2 separate regions of the Mus musculus genome follow, and region 1 is linked to region 2. The links are chromatin loops, found by intact Hi-C in ENCODE. Cell type or tissue: left cerebral cortex. All regions are shown on one strand. Each heading gives the region's core, and the rest is flanking DNA. Links, peaks and the distances in the headings are about the cores only. Region 1 overlaps Anp32e (acidic (leucine-rich) nuclear phosphoprotein 32 family, member E). Region 2 holds the start of Ciart (circadian associated repressor of transcription).

Region 1 (9,885 bases), core at 675-8,674, 68 kb after region 2:
CTCAGTGACAGTTCAGGGCCCTTTAAGGAGCCTGTCCCTTTCTAAGGCCAGACTTGCCGTGGAGCGGTCTCTGGGTGGCCGTGCCAGCAGGCTGTCGGTCGGGTCAGCTGTGTGTCCCCTCCCAGCTGCTCCAGAAGGTTCTGTCACCTTCATTGCTTCATTCCTGTTCCCATCCAAAAGAAAGCTGGCAAAAGCTGTAATGCCCCAGAGACTTCATCTGCACCTCAGCCATCTGTCTCGGTTTCAAACAAGTGGCATGGAAGAGATGGAGCATTCAAGTTACAGTACCGAGGGCTTCGTGTCAGAGGCAGGCGTTGCTGACGGCCCGAGTCTGCTAGGATAAGCAGCAGCGTCCTCTCGCAGAGGTCAGACTGATTGCCAGCTGAGAACTGATGAGACGTTCAGGGCTAGTTTCTAAGTTTTCCTAGTGATTTGGATACCAACTCTGTGAAGTATTTATTATGTTTCTGAGAGCAACCTTTAATTCTTCCTGTAGTTTTGAAAGCGTGATCAGTTGTAGCCTTTGATTGGAACATAGTGGCAATAGGAGACTGTTTGAAAATCAATCTTGAAGTGTTGGTATTTATTTCAAATGAATGTCTGAAAAATAGAAAAAACATTTGGGGTACGGGTATGTGTTTTCTCGTGGCTTCAAACATGAGCGGACAGGCCCCTCTCTCTCTCTCCCTTTGTCCCGGAAGCTCCATGCACAAGGCACTTGCTTTTTAAGTCTTGGTTGCCAGTTTTTGTTTTCCTTTTGTTTTATATACTTCAGGTGGGTTTTTGTTTTGTTTTGTCTTTTTCTTTCTTTTTAAACTTAGCATCAGCATACGTATTTTGCCTCTCTTCTGGGACACATCGAAATTGCAACAGTGGGGCTGCTGCTCTTTCAACTTCACATGTCTGACCTGGTTTTTAACATAGCAAGTATGAACTTATTTGTAGAGAAGCTAATAAAAGTTGCATGCCTGACTGAGATAAATGTGTACTGAGTTCAGCGCAAGTGCAGGGATCGCCAAAGGATTGGCTTTGTTTCCTTGTTTCAGTAATTGGAACTCCTGCTGTCAGTCTCTAAAGAATTCTCTTTGCAAACTATGCCAGGTTCAAAATAAATGCTTATTTTTAAAAATGAAATCTATATATTGACTTTTTATCAATCATCTATTGTGCAATCAAAATTAGAGTTCTTGAGTTTAAAAACAACGCATAGGGCCTCCAGATAACTATTAAGACTTATTTAGCTTAGTGGGTGGTATTTTCATGCAAATAAGCAAGGGTGGGTTTTCTATTCTGTAGAAGTTCTGGGTTCTGTTCTAACCCTCTCTGTACTGTGCGTGTGTATACCATATGTGAAGTCCTTAGAGACTTTGAGGTTGATTGATACTTTTGTGCAGCTGTGCTTTGACTAACGCCATCACAGTGTTAAACACGAGGACGGGCAGCGCTGATCATGGGGTTCTGACTATTTTGTTTTTTTTCCCTTACTGCTGTAACTTAAGTTTTTGAAACTGCATTGCTTTGAATAAATTGAAGCGTTATTAATAATGACTAGCTTCAGTGTGTGATTGTTCACTCTTCAGAATTACCATCTACTGTTTCAAAGGTCTTTAGAAACAGAAATGACTTTTGAAGGGTAGTCAGACTTGTGACAATAATAGGCACTAGAAAACTCATACTCCAACAGCAGTGGTGGTACACACCTCTAATCCCAGCACCTGGAGGCAGAGGCAGATGGATCTCTTGAGTTTGAGTCCAGCCAGTGCTACACAAAGAAACCCTGTCTGGAAAAATAAAAACAAAATTCCTTTCCCTCACCAAAATTCTGGATTGGCTCAAATTTCCCTTTGGAGTTGCAGGTTGGGCCAGGACTTTATTGCCTATAGTTCAGCAGGTATTTATAAAACAATCACAGGATTATATGGTTTTTCTAGAATGAGCTCAACTTCTCAGCATAGTATGTTAGTTCCCTACATGTGTATCTTGAAACAATAGATTTTTATAAATCCCTAGTTTTGGGTTTATATGATTTATTTCTGAAATGTCTTTTGTCAAGTTATGCTAATGTTCTAATGATTACAGTATAGGGAAAATATTAATTACTAAATTCTTTTTGAGAGGTGGAAGCATTGAGCTATTTTTAACTACAGGTATTCACTGAAATCTGTGGTTTTGTCCTTTTTTGAGGGGATGGGGCATTGCCATTATATTCCTGGCTGTGTAGGAACTCAATGTTTAGACCAGGGTGGCCTTGAACTCAAGATTTGTCCTCATCAAATTCCAAGTTCTCAGATTAAAGGCACTGCGGCAGCCACGCCTTTGTCTTTTTATGCTTGGTGTGCTGCCCCACACCTGTGATCCCAGTGTTAAGAGGCTGAGGCTGGACAATTAGCACAGTTCAAGAGCAGCGTGAGGCTGTCTAAAGACAGACATTACATAGTTTTCTCCTTTAAGGAAAACGACAGGATCAGAAGTTTTGGGTAAAATTATTCAATAATGAGTCAATTTAATGAGGTGGTGTGACTCAAAAGTATTCTTAAGTATGGTTTATTCTTTGTTCTGTTGGGTTTTGAATTACATTTTTTTCCTAGTTGCTGGAGATTTGTTTCCAGTGCTGTTGTGTGATTCAGTGATAGTCTGCAGCTATCCCTCAGACAGCATCCTACCACTGACTGCCGCATGCCTCCCCACATTCTGATCAGCCTGAGAGGAGACCAGAGTATGTCCTGGCCGGACAGCTGCATGCGTTTCTGTTCTATTTAATTGGACAACTCGACTTGAAGGAAAACATCATGTCCCAAAATGGAAATTGCAAAATGAACTCTTATCTCGGGGGAACCTCTAATAAGAAGACTATGTATCTCTAATAAAAATACATTTATTTAGAGACAGGTTCTCGTGAAGCCCTGGCTGGCCTGGAAGTCAGCAGATCACTTGTTTCTGCCTCCAGTGTGCTTCAATAAGGCTGCAGTGCCCAGCCCTGGTAAAATACGTTACAAAGACTTACTGACTGACTTTTAACTTAAGAGTATGTGTGAGCCTTCAGATCCCTTGGAACAAAGATTTTTTGGCTGTGTAAGCTGGTAACTCACCTGAGCCTCTGTAAGAGCAGCAAGTGCTCCTAACTGCAGAGCCACCTTCAGCTCAAGTTCAAGTTGTTCAAGTCTTAGGGCTTCTTAACCTGCTAAGACCCTATAGTAGGGTAACCGTGACTAAGAAAGACGAAGGAAAGTATGTATTTCAGTTAAGTTCTTGAATATTTCCCTGTGTGTGTGTGTGTGTGTGTGTGTGTGTGAGAGAGAGAGAGAGAGAGAGAGAGAGAGCATCATTTGGATGCCTCCTTAGAGAAATGTGCATCCACCATTAAATACATAGACTGTAAGAGGGCCATAATCTCAACCCTACGCACTGCCTATGACTGACTTCCTGGGCAGGGTCACTCCACAGGGCGGAGTGGGTTCTCCACCCAGAGAAAAGAGCATACAATCTTTGATAGCGACATATGATCGGTGTTGGCTTTTACAAACTTCACACTAGAGAACATGAAATCGAGGTTTTGTTTTGTTTTAAGCAAAAACAACCCTCAATGTTAATAAGGTTGGGATTTTATATTAGGGCACACGCTTAGCTACTTTTGGAAGCACCACGCCCATGCAGAGAGCTGTCAGGATTATTAGAATGAATAAAGACCTGTAAATGAAACTGCTTTAAAAGTTTTTTTTTGGGGGGGGGCGTGGTGGCACACCCCTTTAATCCCAGCACTGGGGAGGCAGAGGCAGGCAGATTTCTGAGTCCGAGGCCAGCCTGGTCTACAAAGTGAGTTCCAGGACAGCCAGGGCTACACAGAGAAGCCCTGTCTTGAAAAAACAAAACAAAACAAAACAAAAAACAACAACAACAACAAACGTTTTGTGAGGTAGGATCTTAGTCTAGCCTAGGCTAACCTCAAACAGTTTTGCTTTACCAGAGTGCTGGTATTACATGGCCGAGGAGCCAATGGACACCGTCCCACCTGCGGGCAAGCCACTATCCCACCAACCCCCCCCCCCCTTTTCTGAGAATATTGAGTTAAATCCATCTTTGCAGCTCTGAGAATTATTTGTAGATTAGATTATTTTTCTGGATAAGATTAACAATGAGAATTTTAAAAAATTCGAATTCCAAGTGATTTTACAGATTTTTTATTAGATATTTTCTTTATATACATTTCAAATGCTATCCCGAAAGTTCCCTATACCCTCACCCCGCCCTGCTTCCCTACCCACCCACTTCCAATTCTTGGCCCTGACATTCCCCTGTACTGGGGCATATAAAGTTTGCAATACCAAGGGGCCTCTCTTCCCAGTGTTGGCCGACTAAGCCATCTTCTGCTACATATGCAGCTAGAGACACGAGCTCTGGGGATACTGGTTAGTTCATATTGTTGTTCCACCTATTGTTGCAGACCCCTTCAGCTCCTTGGGTGCTTTCTCTAGCTTCTCTATTGGGGGCACTCACTGATAAGTGGATATTAGCCCAGAAACATAGGACACCCAAGATACAATTTGCAAAACACAAGAAAATCAAGAAGAGGGAAGACCAATGGGTGGATACTTCACTCTTCCTTAGAGTAGGGAACAAAATACCCATGAAAGGAGTTACAGAGACAAAGTTTGGAGCTAAGATGAAAGGATGGACTATCCAGAGACTACCCCACCAGGGGATCCATCCCATAATCAGCCACCAAACCCAGGCACTATTGCATATGCCAGCAAGATTTTGCTGAAGGGACCCTGGTATAGCTGTATGAGGCTATGCCAGTGCCTGGCAAATACAGAAGTGGATGTTCACAGTCATCTATAAGATTTTACAGATTTTATTTTGTAATAAAGCTGTATATATCGGAATATGGGGTTCCCGGGCTGCAGTTCGCAGGAGGTGCTGCGCTAGACGCCAACTTTTAAGGAGACTCTTCTAAGGTCGCGTTTCCCACCGCGATCCCCGGGTCGAGCCAGCGTGCTGCCACGTATCGGGTCTTGATAGGCTTGAACAGGTCATGCCATTTATCTAAATGCTTTTGGAAGTCAGTCCTCTGCCGCAGTCCCTGGGCATATCCCGAGCTTCCAATCTTTATTTTCCGTTTTCTAATTGCTGCTACTACAGCAGAGCGCCCTGCTGGGGTCCGCCAAGAACAGGACTTAGGACAGAACTGCAAATCGAGCACTCGTTCCGGAGCTAGCGAAGGCGGATGTGACGTCAGATCGACTACGTCGGATGCACCTGCCAGGCCTGGGCTCCTGGGAGTGAGACACGGTTGCCCCAGGGGCTAAGGGACAGACTCGACCTGACCGAATCCCATCACAAGGACGCCTTTCTAAACTCCACTGGGCCGCAGCTCTGGTCACGAGGCTCGGCCTCACTCCACCACCCCCCCAACCCCCGCCCCATCCCTTGTCAGAGCTCCCGTGCATGCGCAGTCGCGCCGGAAGCACGGCTCTGGAGTTTCCGCATCACGGACCTCAGGGATCCTCTACGCTGTTCATTGTCCTTCGGGTCTCGCAACGTTTGCCTAATGATTCCCAATTTCAGTGTTGCATCATTCTAAAGCCTGATGTTGAAGACTATCGCCCAACCCTGGTTAGCCAGTAATCGGAAACAGCAACGTTATGTGTCTTCTAAAGAAATGAGGGCTAGTTTTGTTTTGTTGTTTTTGGTTTTTTTTCGAGACAGGGTTTCTCTGTGTAGCCCTGGCTGTCCTGAAACTCACTCTGTAGACCAGGCTGGCCTCGAACTCAGAAATCCGCCTGCCTCTGCCTCCCAAGTGCTAGGATTAAAGGCGTGCGCCACCACTGCCCGGTGAGGGCTAGTTTTTTTGTTTGTTTGTTTGTTTTAATTTAGATTTTATGTGTATGAATGTCTTGTGTGTGTGTGTGTGTGTGTGTGTATCACTCGTGTGCCTGGTGCCCTCGGAGGTATCAGATGCTTGGGAGCCTCTGGGGATTGGTCCTCTGTAAGAGCAGCCAGTGCTGGAACTCACGCTGTAGACCAGGCTAGCCTCGAACTCAGAAATCCGCCTGCCTCTGCCTCCTGAGTGCTGGGATTAAAGGCGTGCGCCACCACTGTCCAGCTTGTTTGTACACATTTTTCACTGACCTTGTCCTCAGGAGCTAACCCTCCTATCTATCCATCCCCTTTCCCTACTCCTGGAACTGCTGCTAATTGATAAAACTTAAAACTACATCAGTCAAGTTGAGCAGGTGCTGGGAGAAAGCACTGAAGAAAACCGACTCCGAGACTACACATAAAACAGGAAGACAGCAGGGCTTGGTGGCGCACGCCTTTAATCCCAGCACTTGGGAGGCAGAGGTAGGCGATTTTCTGAGTTCGAGGCCAGCCTGGTCTACAAAGTAAGTTCCAGGACAGAGAAATCCTGCTTCGAAAAAACAAACAAACAAAAAACACGAAGGCTCTTTCTTTACCGAACGAGTGATTCCAACAGAGAGACTTTGTAAAGGTCCATTACAGAGAGAGTTAGGACTTATTTTTCCGTCTTTTAGTCAATCACAGCTGAAGGTAGTTTGTCAAAAGTATCAAAGTAAAATCATCCTTAAATCCTTTTTATTAGAACCAACGAACCACTTTAGAATGTTTGCATCAGTTTGTTTTGTACAGTAGAAGTTTCTTTGGAGGTCTGAGAAACATGGAAAAGGTCTTGGACTGCAGGCCATCCTAGGCCACATAGCCAGTCCTATCCTCAAACAGACAAGGATGGAGCAGAGTGTAGCACAAAGCTAGTGGTTTGGTCCCTGCTATTTGAAGAAGGAGAGGTGGTAAAACACTTGGATTTTTGCCCACTTTGTGACATTGTATCTCTGTATCCTTGGCTGTTCTGGAATTCAATCTGTAGACCAGGCTGGCCTGGAACTGGGATAGCCACTTGCCTCCCCAGGTGCTGAGATAAAGGTGTGCACCATTGCTGCAAGTTTTTAAATGTCTCTTTTCTATTGACTAACACCTCACTATTGGTGGATAAAGGAGATGATCTGTGGTGCCTGCCAGTTTACAGGGGGAGAATGGGCCGTCACCGGTACCCAGTCACTTCCTCCAAACTACATACGTATATGGTCTGTTCCTATAGCTTATTTCTGTAGCTCTTGTTTTTCATAACCCAGACTTCAAAATGCTATATGAGAGGCACAACAGATGAATTCTGTTCTTGGTGAGCAGGATTCAAAAGCTGAGACAGACCTCTGTTATCTTTTCAGTGAGTTTGATCATAAACACTAATTAGTGTATCCTTTTCTTAAGTTAGGCTTCAGTGCACTGGCCCCAGGATTCAAGGAAGGCAACAGCAGTGGGGGTGGGGTAGTCACAGCTGTCACTCTAATTTGCTTTCCTTTTAGTCTTTGTGTGTTCAGTCTTTGGGAGTCATTTGTGGTTCACAGATTAAAAAATGCCAAATTATGCACAGATCCAGCTATTGTTAAAGGCATCTTGTTTAACAAACATGGATACCTGTGCTTGAGGCACCTGCACAGTAGACAGCAAAGTGAATAATTCATGACTCCAGCCTTGCCAAACAAAGTCTGAGCAGACCCTTTGTGCCAGAGAGAAAGAGCAAGCAGGGAAATGGCTGCACTGACAGCTTGGACCCAGGAGGCTGACAGGACGCTAGAACTTCATTTGCTCATTTCAGGGAAGGTCTGATCGTCTGTTTTGCACCTCACCATGTTCCTGCAATGCCCACCCACTGTGACTCATGGGATGTGCTGGGGAGAGTTACTGGGGTCTACACCTGTGTGTTGATGTACTCATTTGTAGGGAGGTTGTACGTTTGCAATAGTTCTTGGTCTGTGTTCTAGATCAGCACTCTTGAAATGACATACAATGCTGGCTAGAATTCAAGCCACAGATGTTTTTAACATTTCCTGGCAGTCCTATTAAAAAGGAGGAAACAGGGGCTGGAGAGATGGCTCAGTGGTTAAGAGCACTCTGACTGCTCTTCCGGAGGTCCTGAGTTCAAATCCCAGCAACCACATGGTGGCTCACAACCATCTGTAATGAAATGGGATGCCCTCTTCTGGTGTGTCTGAAGACAGCTACAGTGTACTTACATATAATAAGTTAAAAAAAAAAAAAAAAAGGAGGAAACAGGTGGTGCTGGTGAGCGCCTTTAATCCCAGCACTTGGGAGGCAGAGGCAGGCAGATATTTGTGAGTTTGTGGCCAGCCTGGTCTACAGAGCTAGTTCCAAGACAGCCAGGACTACACAGAGAGACCCTGTCTTCAAAAGAAAACAACCCTCACCACTGACCCCCACCCCCAAAAAGAGGAAGAACCAATTTTGACAGTATGTTTTACTTAACCCAACAAATCCAAATATAATTTCAACATGTAAGCAATGCAAAAAATATTACTAAAATTTAGTTTTCATATAAGTCTTTATAGTTTGGGGTAGGTAGAGTTTTATGTCTCAATTTTAATTAGCCACATTTCAAGCACTCGGAGACTGGGTAGAGATCTAGCATGCTGTATGTCTGGGAAAAGGGAACTGAGAAGCAGAAGAAATGGTCTCGTGGCTCTCTGGCCATCATGGAGTCAGAGTCCCAGCTGATCTTGAGGACACTTTCTAGATTAATCTGACAAACTTATGCGTCTTTGATCCATTTTCCTTTAAAATATATTTATAGCTGGGCAGTGGTTGCGCACGCCTTTAATCCCAGCACTTGGGAGGTAGAGACAGGCAGATTTCTGAGTTCGAGGCCAGCCTGATCTACAAAGTGAGTTCCAGGACAGCCAAGGCTGTGGGAAGCCACATGTGCCGTTGCAGAGTGGCGCTGGCTTCCGCTGGCCACTACGCATACATAGACAGTAAAGTTTTTTGCCAAGATGAAGTTTTGAGAATTAACCAATCAGATGAGAGATAAGTTAGCCAATCAGATGAGAGAGAAGTTAACCAATCAGATGTAGGCATGCAAATGAGGTGGTAAGCATAACCCAAGCACAACCAATTTGGGTGCGAGACACGCCTCTCCTAGGGCTATATAAGCAGCACCAGTTCTGGGCTTGGGGTCTCTCCGCCTCTGCAATCAAGCTCTCCCAATAAACGTGTGCAGAAGGATCCTGTTGTAGCGTTGTTCTTGTTCTTGCTGGCGAGTCGGCCACAAGACAAGGCTATACAGAGAAACTCTGTTTCGAAAAAAAAACCAAACAAACAAACAAAAAAAGAAAGGAAGAAAGGAAGTTTCCAATTTAAACCAGCAGTGGTCATTGCTCAGTGTATATTGAAGCCACATTGGAACTGAGAGCCGAACAAGTATGCTGGTCTAAAGACTCCCAAATGGAGCTTTTTAGATTAGACCACAGACAGGTTAAGGGTGTGTCCTTTCCCACAGATAATTTGTGACCCATGGTAGGTATGGACTCAAAGATAAAAAAACAAAACAAAAACAAAACAGGGTTCAAATCCAGTAAGCAGAGGTAGCCCTTGGGTTTTGGATTGATCAAATAGTCCTGGAAAGCAGGAAAGGCGTCTCCAGGCTTGTACATTTCCAGACTCACTGAGCTGTGGAAAGTTTGCACGGAGCAAGTCTCTCAGTGAGATGGGGGTGGGGGTGGCACTTGAGAGTCCTCAAGAACTACTGGGTGCCTCCAGTTACTTTGCCCTCATGTTTTTGGTTGTGGTAAATTCATGGAACAACTCTTATCTGGAGGTCAGACTGTGTCAGAGAAAGACAGAAGTGAGAGGAGAGGAGACTGAGAGTGAAAGAAACAGCTGCCTGAGAGGGATGGCTGCCTGGCCCTGCCAGGCCCACACAGGTCTAGTCTGGGGATGCGAACACGGGAGGTCCATGTGCAGGGCTCGGGCCTCCAGTGGACATGAGATGCCCTGCCCAGGTTCAGCACCAAA
Region 2 (9,885 bases), core at 1,260-9,259:
GTTACATACGCATTTACCCCCAAGCATCAACAGCTCCCATCAAAGCAGAAGTGTCCCAGAGTTGAAGAACCTGCTTGTCTGGCCAGCTGGAAGATTCCACAGGGAGAGAGCGACACAAAGGGAAAGCTACTAGTTTCTGAGTGTGAACAGAGAAGAAACCACAACACTTCAGCTCTGAGCCTGTGAGAGTCCTAAGGGTGCTCCCCCACAGGAGTCCTAAGGGTGCTCCCCCACAGGAGTCCTAAGGGTGCTCCCCCACAGGTTTTGTACCATCCCAACCCAGCTCTACCTTGCGTGGTCACATCTGTCCTATCTTCTTGTCAGTTGCTCAGCGAGTGATATTTATGGTACTCTAGGCTCAAAGTTTTCAATTTCCAACAGTCAGAAAAGTGTTTAAGTGGGCTAGAGAGATGGCTCAGTGATTAAAAGCACCGACTGCTCTTCCGAAGATCCTGAGTTCAAATCCCAGCAACCACATGGTGGCTCACAACCATCCATAATGAGATCTGACACCCTCTTCTGGTGTGTCTGAAAACAGCTACAGTGTACTTAGATATAATAATAAATAAATCTTAAAAAAAAAAAGAGGGGCTGGAGAGATGGCTCAGTGGTTAAGAGCTCTGACTGTTCTTCCAGAGGACCTGAGTTCAACTCCCAGCAACCACATGGTGGCTCACAACCATCTGTAATGGTATCTGATGACTTCTGGTGTGTCTGAAGGCAGCTACAGTGTACTTGTATAAAATAAATAAGTCTTTTTTTAAAAAAAAAGCATTTGGGGGCTGGTGAGATGGCTCAGCAGGTAAGAGCACCCGACTGCTTTTCCAAAGGTCCGGAGTTCAAATCCCAGCAACCACATGGTGGCTCACAACCATCCATAATGAGATCTGACGCCCTCTTCTGGAGTGTCTGAAGACAGCTACAGTGTACTTACATATAATAAATAATAAATAAATCTTTAAAAAAAAAAAAAAAAAGCATTTAAGTAAAAAATGTCTTTAATCAGAAAGGATTTCTATTTCCTCACCACAAATACATTAAAGTAAAAAAAAAAATACACATAAAACATACATTTATACAAATTGGGAATCAGGGGAAAGAAGCAGAGCCTGGGTTAGGGCTGAGGATCCGGAGCAACTGGGGGATGGCTAGTCATCTGTGGCTCTGGGTGTCCTTTAGTCATCTCTCTGTCTGTGGTAGGCAGGACAGGCGGACATAGGATGCAACTCCAGTCTGATGGCAGTGTTACTGGCAAACTGTGGCAACGAGGCTCCTCGCCAGGCAGTTTCTTCAGATCACCAGGGACGACAGGAGACAGTGGAGTTGGTGGGACCGGAGTGCCCGGGGCAGAATGGGTGAAGGGCTGTCCTCCTTTCTGGAGGACAAGGATGACACCAATGCTGGCTCCAGTGCCTATGGGGCTGTGGCCAGAGGCGGAGCCTTGGGAGCTGAGGGGAGGGTTACAAATTGGAGTGCTATGAATCCAGGTGAGGTTCATAGCTGGCCATCCAGTGAGATGCCAAGGCTGCTTTGGTTTCAAAACTAAATGTCCCAGCTGTGTTTGGCCCATCTTCTCTAGGAGAGGTGCAGGAGAAGCAGCCCCGGGGTCACCGTGGTGGCTGGGAAAGTGCTAGAGAATGGGAAATGCAAAACCAGGAGTTAACAAAGCTTACACATGAGTTTCACTTAAGCACAGACCTTTGCTTCCCTTGAGGACTCATTGTACAGTGCAAACAAACGTTTGTGCAACAGGTGTGTTCTGCCAGGTGATGATGAAGTAAAAATTTCAGCAATCAAGTAATGCTCCCATCTACCTAACACAAAGTTGGAGGCTACTCTGTAACAGACAGTATGAGGCTACTAGAAACAGACAAGATAAAAAGAGCCCCATGGCTCTCATTATTTATACAGTGATTCCTGTTCGACTTCTTTAAATCAAACCCAGGACCTACTAAGTGGCAGAAAAGCAGTCTCATAAACCACACCACCAGCCAGAGAAATTGAAATGACTTTAATTTAATTTTCTTTTCTTTAATTTCTGTGTGAAAGGTCTCATTTCCCGTGTTTAGTTCTTTATGAGGCATGATCCTGTTAATCTTTCAGTCAGTCATTTTCATATCACTAGAAGCTTTAGTGGATTTAGCTGGGCATGATGATGCACACCTTTCATCTGAACACTCGGGAAGCTGAGGCACATGCATCTCTGAGTTTAAGGCTAGCCAGGTCTGCAGAACAAGTTGCAGGTCAGCCACTACACAGAGAAACCCTGTTTTCAAACAAACAGGAAAGGAAAGAAAAGAAAAGGAAAGGAAAGGAAAGGAAAGGAAAGGAAAGGAAGAAAGAAAGAGAGGGAGAAAGAAAGAGAAACTCACTATGTAAGGTTTAAAGTTATGTTGATAGAAGTCAAAAGATGGAGAGGGGGAGGGTTTTGGGGGGAGGTCAAGAAGAGAAAAATGGAGGCATCTTCTTGTGAGTCATTTGGCCAGATTAAAAGCCTTCTGTAAGCCAGGTATGGTGGTGCATGCCTTTGATCCCAGCACTCGGGAGGCAGAGGCAGGCGGACTTCTGAGTTAGAGGCCAGCCTGGTCTACAGAGTGAGTTCCAGGACAGCCAGGGCTACACAGAGAAACCCTGTCTCGAAAAAAACAGAAAAAAAAAAGCCTTCAGGAAGCAGACAGCTTTGACAGGAGGGCAGGGGTAAATTTCGTGAGATCTCAACAGAATAGAGCCAACATCGAGACGAAATCTAAAACTCACAGTAATGTGCCAAGTCAGACAGACAGCCCTTCCCTGGGAGGGAAAAGGGAAGGCACCTGGAAGGGAGACGTTCTCCAGACAGTCGGGGCCTGGGTCTTCTCCCAGTCTCTCCCTTGGTCTTTAGGGGCATACCTTGCTTATCTGGTGCCGGCTACCTCCTGAGGATGACTTCTGGGCAGCTATGTGAGGAAACCAAGTCTTTAACATCCCTTCCACCTGCAGCAAGGTTCCTAGATAACGTTCTCTGTGAAAAAAAGGATATTTTAAAAGTCAACTATGAAAAAAGAAACAGGGAGAACTGTACAGGCCTCCCTCAATAAGATACTGAGGAGGGAATGAAGGAAAGAGGGAGACTCACCCCATCTGAGGCTTCTGTAAAACACCCACTATGCGCTGGATCCGGTCCATGGCCACACTCTGTTGGAAGCTACTTAATCCTAGGGTGAAAGAGGGAGGGTGATTAGAGGGCGTGGGATGTACACAGCTCAGCTGTAGGTTCACTCCCAGCATTGAGGGAAACAGCAGAGGTGGGGACTGAGGTAAATGTAAAGGAAATACAGAGACAGATGGGGTTCAAATGAATTCACATGAAGAAATTAAGTTACAGATGCAAACAGAATAGCCCATGCCCCAAAGAGAAATGTAAGATTTCACTCAGAGAAGGGGGGCTACCCCCAGAAATATAATTAATTAATCAGATTATTACCTCTGTCAAAGCGACCCATCTTGAGTCCGTTCAGTAGGTCTGTGAGGGGCCGTATGAACCCTTGGAGTTCTTTACACTGTAGAAAAACAGCACAAGACTTTGAGACCAGCAGTGGTTTTTCTGCTGTGATGTAACTGGCAGGTCCTTGTCAACCAATTAGGTGTTTGCCACTGCACTATCTTTTCTGCTTTCTGTTACCTTTTGAGCAAAGAGCAGATCTCCCTCTGTAGTACATCCTTGGGTGTTCAGACTCGTCTCCTGTTCACCGTCTCTTGATCTCTTGACTTCAGATCCTTGCTGTTCCAGATGAGGTGCTGTATGTTGGTTACTAGAAACCCTGGGTCGATGTCTGCAGCGGATAGGGCCTGGACTGGGCCTGGAACCTCCTCTCTGACCCACAGTGTCTGGCCTGAGCTCATGGGTGCCCTTGCCCTCCCTCTCGTTATCAGAAGGGAAGCTAAAGTCACTGTTCACAGAGGACGTGGAAAATGATGGGGAGAGGGAGGAGGAGGAATAAGAAGAAACACTAGATGGAGAATCCATAGGTCCAGGAGCAGGAGAGGGGCTGAAGAGCAGCTCCCGTAGTACCAAAGATCAGAACCTGCAACTGAAAAGCAAAGCGAGGGAGTCTGAAATCAGAGTCAAAGAATTAGGAAAGGGACTGGGAGACTGGGGCATTCTAAACAGAGTAACATGGTTTTCGCTTTGTTTTATTGTTTTTCCGTTCTCAATAGAAACAAGAAAGAAAGGAAAAAAAAAAAAAACTTGCTCTTCCAGCCGCATTCAAAATCTAGACCGCCAGCCCACACAGAGCTCTTGACCCTACACAGCCTTTCTTCCCTTGGGTGAATAACCGACTTTACACCTTCCCCTCAGCCTGCAGTTCTGGGCTGTTCCCGGCCAGACCTCATAGGGAGCCTATCGACCTAAAAACGACACCCGCTAGAGGCTGCTCTGCGCACCAGAACCCACCTCAGGTCCCTAGAGTTCCGGCCCCATAGACACCCGGCTCCACCGCTTTCGCATCCTTCACCATCAGGTGCACTGCGCTGGTCAGTCTACGGTCGCGCCTGCCAGGTGATGCAATACCTCCCAACACCCCGATCTGCGGTCTTCCATGCCCACCCCATCCGGGTCGTCTTCCGGAGAGCGCTTGGCTCTCGTCCGCTTACCTGGGTCTGTCGGTTCAGCCCCGGTCGGTATGCAGCTTCTTCACTGTCTGTGCTGGTCTAGCCGACCCACCTCCGCCTCACTCTGTGGGTCCCGCCCCTTCCCCCTCCCAGACACGTGCGGTTCTGCACGTGCCTCCCCCTGCGTACACAGACCTTGTGCTCTCATTGGATAGCTTACCGGCAACACGTGACTCTAGATGCAGACGCTCACAGCCCATTTGCTACGGCACGCGGGGGCTCGGCCAATAGAGAGGCAGCCAAGTGGTGATTGGCTGGAAGGGAAGCAGTCCATGCTCCGCCCGTACATGCGGCTCCTCGGGTGATAAAAAAGGAGGATGGAAAAAAGTGAAAATTAAGGAAGGGGCGGAAAAGGGTGGAGCTCATAGCCTTAAATAGGACAGCACTGCGCGGGAGACGCACGGCTGGAGTGTACAGAGCGGGGCCGAGCCACGGAGGTGGCGCCTCGGGACGTGGGCCCCTCTGAGCGCCTCCGCGCACGGGCGCAGCACGTGGGAGCCCTCAGCAACTCGTGTCCGCAACGTGTGTGACAACGGACGTGTGACGCCGGGCATCCGTTCCCTTGTCGGCGGCTCGCCCTCGTGACTCCCCACTCTTTCATCCTCCCCTCCTCGCCACCAAGTTGGGTGCCTCCTGCCCTGCTGGGCGAGGAGGGTGGGGACTGCGGCTGGAACACCGCGTCCTCTCCGGGGCTCCCGCCGCGCAGCTTCTCCAGCCGGTTCTTACATAACTTGCCACGCACGTTCCCAGCTCGGATGCCAGCCCGCCAAGATTCTAGAGGTCATAGCCGAACTTGTCCCTGACTTTTCTGCCCCGGGCCCTTCGGACCCTTCACTCAGAATTCTCTGATTCTCAGTACTGGGAACAGAGCAGAGTAGATCTTTGCTCCTCAAGCTTATGGCTTTATCTGGCTTCAGTTTATTTGTTCCTGGGAGAAAACTGGGGAAACGTTGAGGAAGGAAAAAAGCGAGTCAAGAGTTTAGAGAGTCACCAACAGACCTTAGCATCCCTTGCACCAAGTCACTGTAAAAGGAAACGATGGCGAGGAGGACCCTGTCGACTGAAGCAGAGGAGTCGCAAGGGGGCACTCTAGTTCTGATTAGGGTCGAGAGAACAGACACTACCACCCCCCCACCCCCCCAGTCTTACTAAAAGAAAAGTTGGACAGGGATCTAAGTCATGGTTTGGAGAACGTGTGGTTATTTTAAATATGTTCTAATGCTTTTTTACTTATATTTAGCAATGTGGTTATTTTAGAAAAAGGAAAAGGATTTCTAAATTAAACCTCAGCACTGTTTCCCCAAACACAATTTCAAGACAATATCAAATAAAATATAAGTAATCTAGATGTGGTGGCTCATGCCTTCTGTAATCCTGAGGGATGGATGCAAGGAGATCAGTTCAAGACCAACCCGAGCCACATGGGACCCTCAGGAAAAGAAAAGAAACAAAAATAGAGTTAGAATTACAGTCTCAGAATGAACCTGTTATCTGTGATAGTCTCTGTTCTACTCTAAACTATGTATAGGGTATAATTCCTTCTAATTAGTTGATATCTAATTCCTTCCCCACCCCACCCCCCAAGACAGGGTTTCTCCGTGTAGCTCTGGCTGCCCTGGAATTCACTTTGTAGACCAGGCTTGCCCTCAAACTCAAAGATCTGCCTGCTTCTGGTTCCCTGCCTTGTAATTCTCTTTCTAATCTGCCCTTCATGCCGCTAAATCTTGGTGTACGTGTCAGTGTTGACTTTAGAACAGACTCTCATTAAGAAGTAGGCAAAATTAATTTTTTAATTTTTTTCTTAAAAGAATTATTTATTGTATATATATATATATGTGTACACTGTAGCTGTCTTCAGACACTCCAGAAGAGGGCATGAGATCCCATTACAGATGGTTGTGAGCCACCATGTGGTTGCTGGGAATTGAACTCAGGACCTCTTGAAGAGCAGTCAGTGCTCTTAACCGCTGAACCATCTCTCCAGTCCCAATTTTTTTTTAAAATTTTTCATCCAAATTCTTGCCAAAGAATTCTAGTCTGAAGAGTGATAGCGGCCTTCTCTCACCTGGGAAAGGGGGTGGATAGAAACAGGGTCAGGGGGGCTGGCCCAGTGTTTAAGAGAACACACTTTCGCAGAGGACCTAAGTTCCAGTCCCAGCACTCATGTCAGCTGGCTCACAAACCCCTGTAAACTCTCCCCCCAGAAACTCTGGTGCTTGTAGCCTGAGCGCCCATACTCATGTGCACACACCCCTCCCTGCACACACACATAATTAAAAACAGTAAATCAAAAAACCAAGAGCAGGAAAGCAAGGAAGTCTCTTTGCTCCCGTCTCTATGCAAACGCCACTGATTTCAGGTTCTAAGGTGGATTCTCCATTCTTCATGCCTCCTTCCGCCTCCTGCTGAACTTTGCCTCTTGGCTCTACAGGGTTGTAGGACACACCCATTTTGACCTCTGGCACCTGCTATAACTTCAAACCTGGGCAGAATAGAACCAGCTCTGATTTTCCAGGCTTGTTGGGAGTTTGGAAAAGGCTTCTCCATTTAGCCTGCTTCTCTCCTAGGAGGAGGTCTTAAAAGTCTTGCCAGATCCGAATAAAAGAATGACATCACAAAAGTCTTTGCTTCAACATCTTTCAAAATTTTCAAGATCAGCTAATTAGATATTTCTAAAGGTGATCCTGCTTCCTTCTTTTCGTATGAGAATTGATGTCCAGGTTGGAAATACAAGCAAAAGGTAACTGGTAAGAATTACTTTATAGCACCCCACCAAGGCCAGTGGCTGCCCTCTTACCTTCTACATAAAATGTACCCCTCCTTGAAGGAGGGTCCATAACAGAAAGCAGGACACAGGACTCTGCAGCGTGGACATGGCATCATTCTGATTTGGACTCTGCTAAAACACCCCCCACATACACACACATAGGTCATTGTCACCTTTCCAGCAGTCCCATCCCCTCTCCAGGAAGACAATCTCTTTACACTAACCCCTTTTTTCTTTACCTGTGGTCTCAAAGGAGAGTCTGCCCGCCTCCCTATCACAATAAGAATTCTTCCTACTTGGGAGGCCACAACTCTCAATAACATTGCATTTTTTTACCCTTTGTAGGCATGACTTTGTATTAGATGTTTTTCAGGGACAGAATAAATGAGACTTAGTTCCTGGGCTTAAGTGGGGCTTGCCATCTATAGAGAACCTACCACACATTTCCCAATGTGTGTGGGGTATTTACTGCTTGCCAATCTTACTGGATCCTCCCACTTGTGTTCAATTGCATGTGTGCTGCTCTTTGGTTCTTTTGCCCTTTTTTTTTGTTTGTTTTTCGAGACAGGGTTTCTCTGTGTAGCCGTAGCCCTAGCTGTCCTGGAACTCACTCTGTAGACCAGGCTGGCCTCGAACTCAGAGATCCCCCTGCTGCTGCCTCAAAGCCATGTGCACCACTTCATGGGCCTTCCTTACTCTTGAGATGTTTTTTTTCCCTTACAGTCCAGGCTGGCCTCTAATCAGAGGTCAACTGTCTCTGTCTTGCAGTCGTAGACACCTCACCCAGCTTACACTCCGTACTCATTTATTCCACAAATCTAACTTTCTTTTAACAACTCAAACTACATTCTTGGGGGCATCCATGCCTCTTCCTCTTCGGGCTCTCAGTAGCTTTTGATTGATCATATCAAGCTTTCGCTCTTCTAGTCCCTATAACTCAAACTTGGCTGTCTGCCTGCCTCTTCCATTTCCTTGGTTGACTTATCTGCCTCCGCTGACTTAGGCATTGGCCTTTCCACTTTCACAATGTAACTTTGCCTTTAGGTCTCCACTCCTGATGTAGTTCAGCTGCCTTCAGAACACATACACAGGGCTGTCCAATTTATCACTGTCCTCCTAAACCACCCTGGCTTCCGACATTTTCCAAACGCTCATGAGTGAGTACATGTGTAGAGGTCAGAGGATAACTTGGGGGAATGGGTTCATTCTTCCCATCACATGGGTCCTAGGGATTGAAACCCAATTGTCTTGCTGGCAGACATCCTTGCCATCTGAGCCATCACACTGGTTTTCCCCAAACATGATCAGAGTCTGTAGGTTATTTTAGTTCTCCCTTATAGACAAGGCATGTTGTTCTAACGTTATTTTTCTCCTCTCAGTTTGCACCAGCACCCCCTAGTCCAGTCCTTTAGCAGGTGTTCCTGAGACAGTATAAACCGTTCCATTCTGTGCTTTCCATATAGTGAGATGAAGAGTTTTCTAGCCAGGTGGTGGTGGCGGCGCATGCCTTTAATCCCAGCACTTAGGAGGCAGAGGCAGGCAGATTTCTGAGTTTGAGGTCAGCCTGGTCTACAAAGTGAGTTCCAGGAGAGCCAGAGCTACACAGAGAAACCCTGTCCTGAAAATCCAAAAAAGCCGGGCGGTGGTGGCGCACCCCTTTGATCCCAGCACCTGGGAGGCAGAGACAGGCGGATCTCTGAGTTCGAGGCTCCTTATTGCTTATAAGCCCAAAGTCCAGCCTGACATTTCAGACTATCTGCAGATTTATCCCTAAGTTGATGTGCATGATATTACTATGCAAATATGAAAGACCTTGTGTAATTTTTTTTTTTTTTACATTTACTTATTTAGGTGGAAGAGTATAGGATGTTACAAGTGTGGAGGTCAAAGGACAACTCTTGGAATCTCTTCTATCCTATCACGTCGGTCTCAGGCATCAAACATGGGCCAGCTCCTCAGACTTGGCAGCCTTTACTTGAAGAGCCATCTTACTGCTCAAAAAAGGTTTCTCCTATGAGGACCGTGTAGCCTGGCTGTCCTAGAATTTGCTGTGCAGACCAACCTGGCCTTGAACTCATAAACATTTACCTGCCTCTGCCTCTAGAGTGTTGGGATTAAAAGCATTTCCCACTATGACCAGCCAATTTTTTTGTTTTGTTTTGTTTTTAAATAGGTCTTTCTGGTTGGTCCTGCTTCCATCCAACATCCCCACAGGCGGCCTATTCGGATTTTTTTCTCCTCCTCCTCCTGTCCTGCAAGGAAGCTTCCTGTCCCCTAACTCCACATGGTGAAAACATAATTCTCCAATTACCTATGCAGGCCCTTGCACATTTTTTTTCCTGCTTTATACTGTCTCCCTCTGTAGACTCTCCTGTCATACCCAAGACACCAAAAATAGCTATTTGTTCTGAGGTTTTTCCTTTGGCAGCTTTCACTCTTACCTTAACGGTAATGAGTCTAAGTTC

What was found. Peaks named below come from ENCODE experiments on the same cell type or tissue, not always from the same donor. Only the 100,000 strongest peaks of a DNase experiment are listed, where the experiment ranks them.
Region 1: a loop joins it to region 2, with 2.1 times the contacts of the local background. A loop is called at or near these places in 8 of 42 quality-filtered maps.

Annotation. Positions count from the first base shown.
Region 1 is chr3:95,945,843-95,955,727 of GRCm38, forward strand. Anp32e (acidic (leucine-rich) nuclear phosphoprotein 32 family, member E) reads left to right here. Exons shown (of 7, transcript NM_023210.4): 7 at 1-1,545. Among named protein-coding and RNA genes, the nearest start is that of Anp32e, 22 kb to the left of the region's middle. In left cerebral cortex, for the core only: no CTCF peak of the experiment used is centred there; DNase peaks (open chromatin) are centred at 5,251 and 5,427; H3K4me3 peaks cover 1,509 bases; H3K27ac peaks cover 1,573 bases.
Region 2 is chr3:95,877,520-95,887,404 of GRCm38, forward strand. Ciart (circadian associated repressor of transcription) reads right to left here and starts at 4,709. Exons shown (of 6, transcript NM_001033302.2): 1 at 4,636-4,709; 2 at 3,662-4,070; 3 at 3,464-3,539; 4 at 3,116-3,194; 5 at 2,890-3,001; 6 at 986-1,630. The coding sequence starts at 4,006. The coding sequence ends at 1,115. It overlaps BC028528 (cDNA sequence BC028528), which reads right to left. Exons shown (of 6, transcript NM_153513.4): 5 at 7,451-7,552; 6 at 6,426-6,718. The coding sequence ends at 7,454. It overlaps C920021L13Rik (RIKEN cDNA C920021L13 gene), which reads left to right. Exons shown (of 4, transcript NR_040446.1): 2 at 9,272-9,424; 3 at 9,594-9,885. In left cerebral cortex, for the core only: CTCF peaks have their summits at 4,409 and 5,714 (motif pointing right); DNase peaks (open chromatin) are centred at 3,797, 4,858 and 5,698; H3K4me3 peaks cover 2,132 bases; H3K27ac peaks cover 2,591 bases.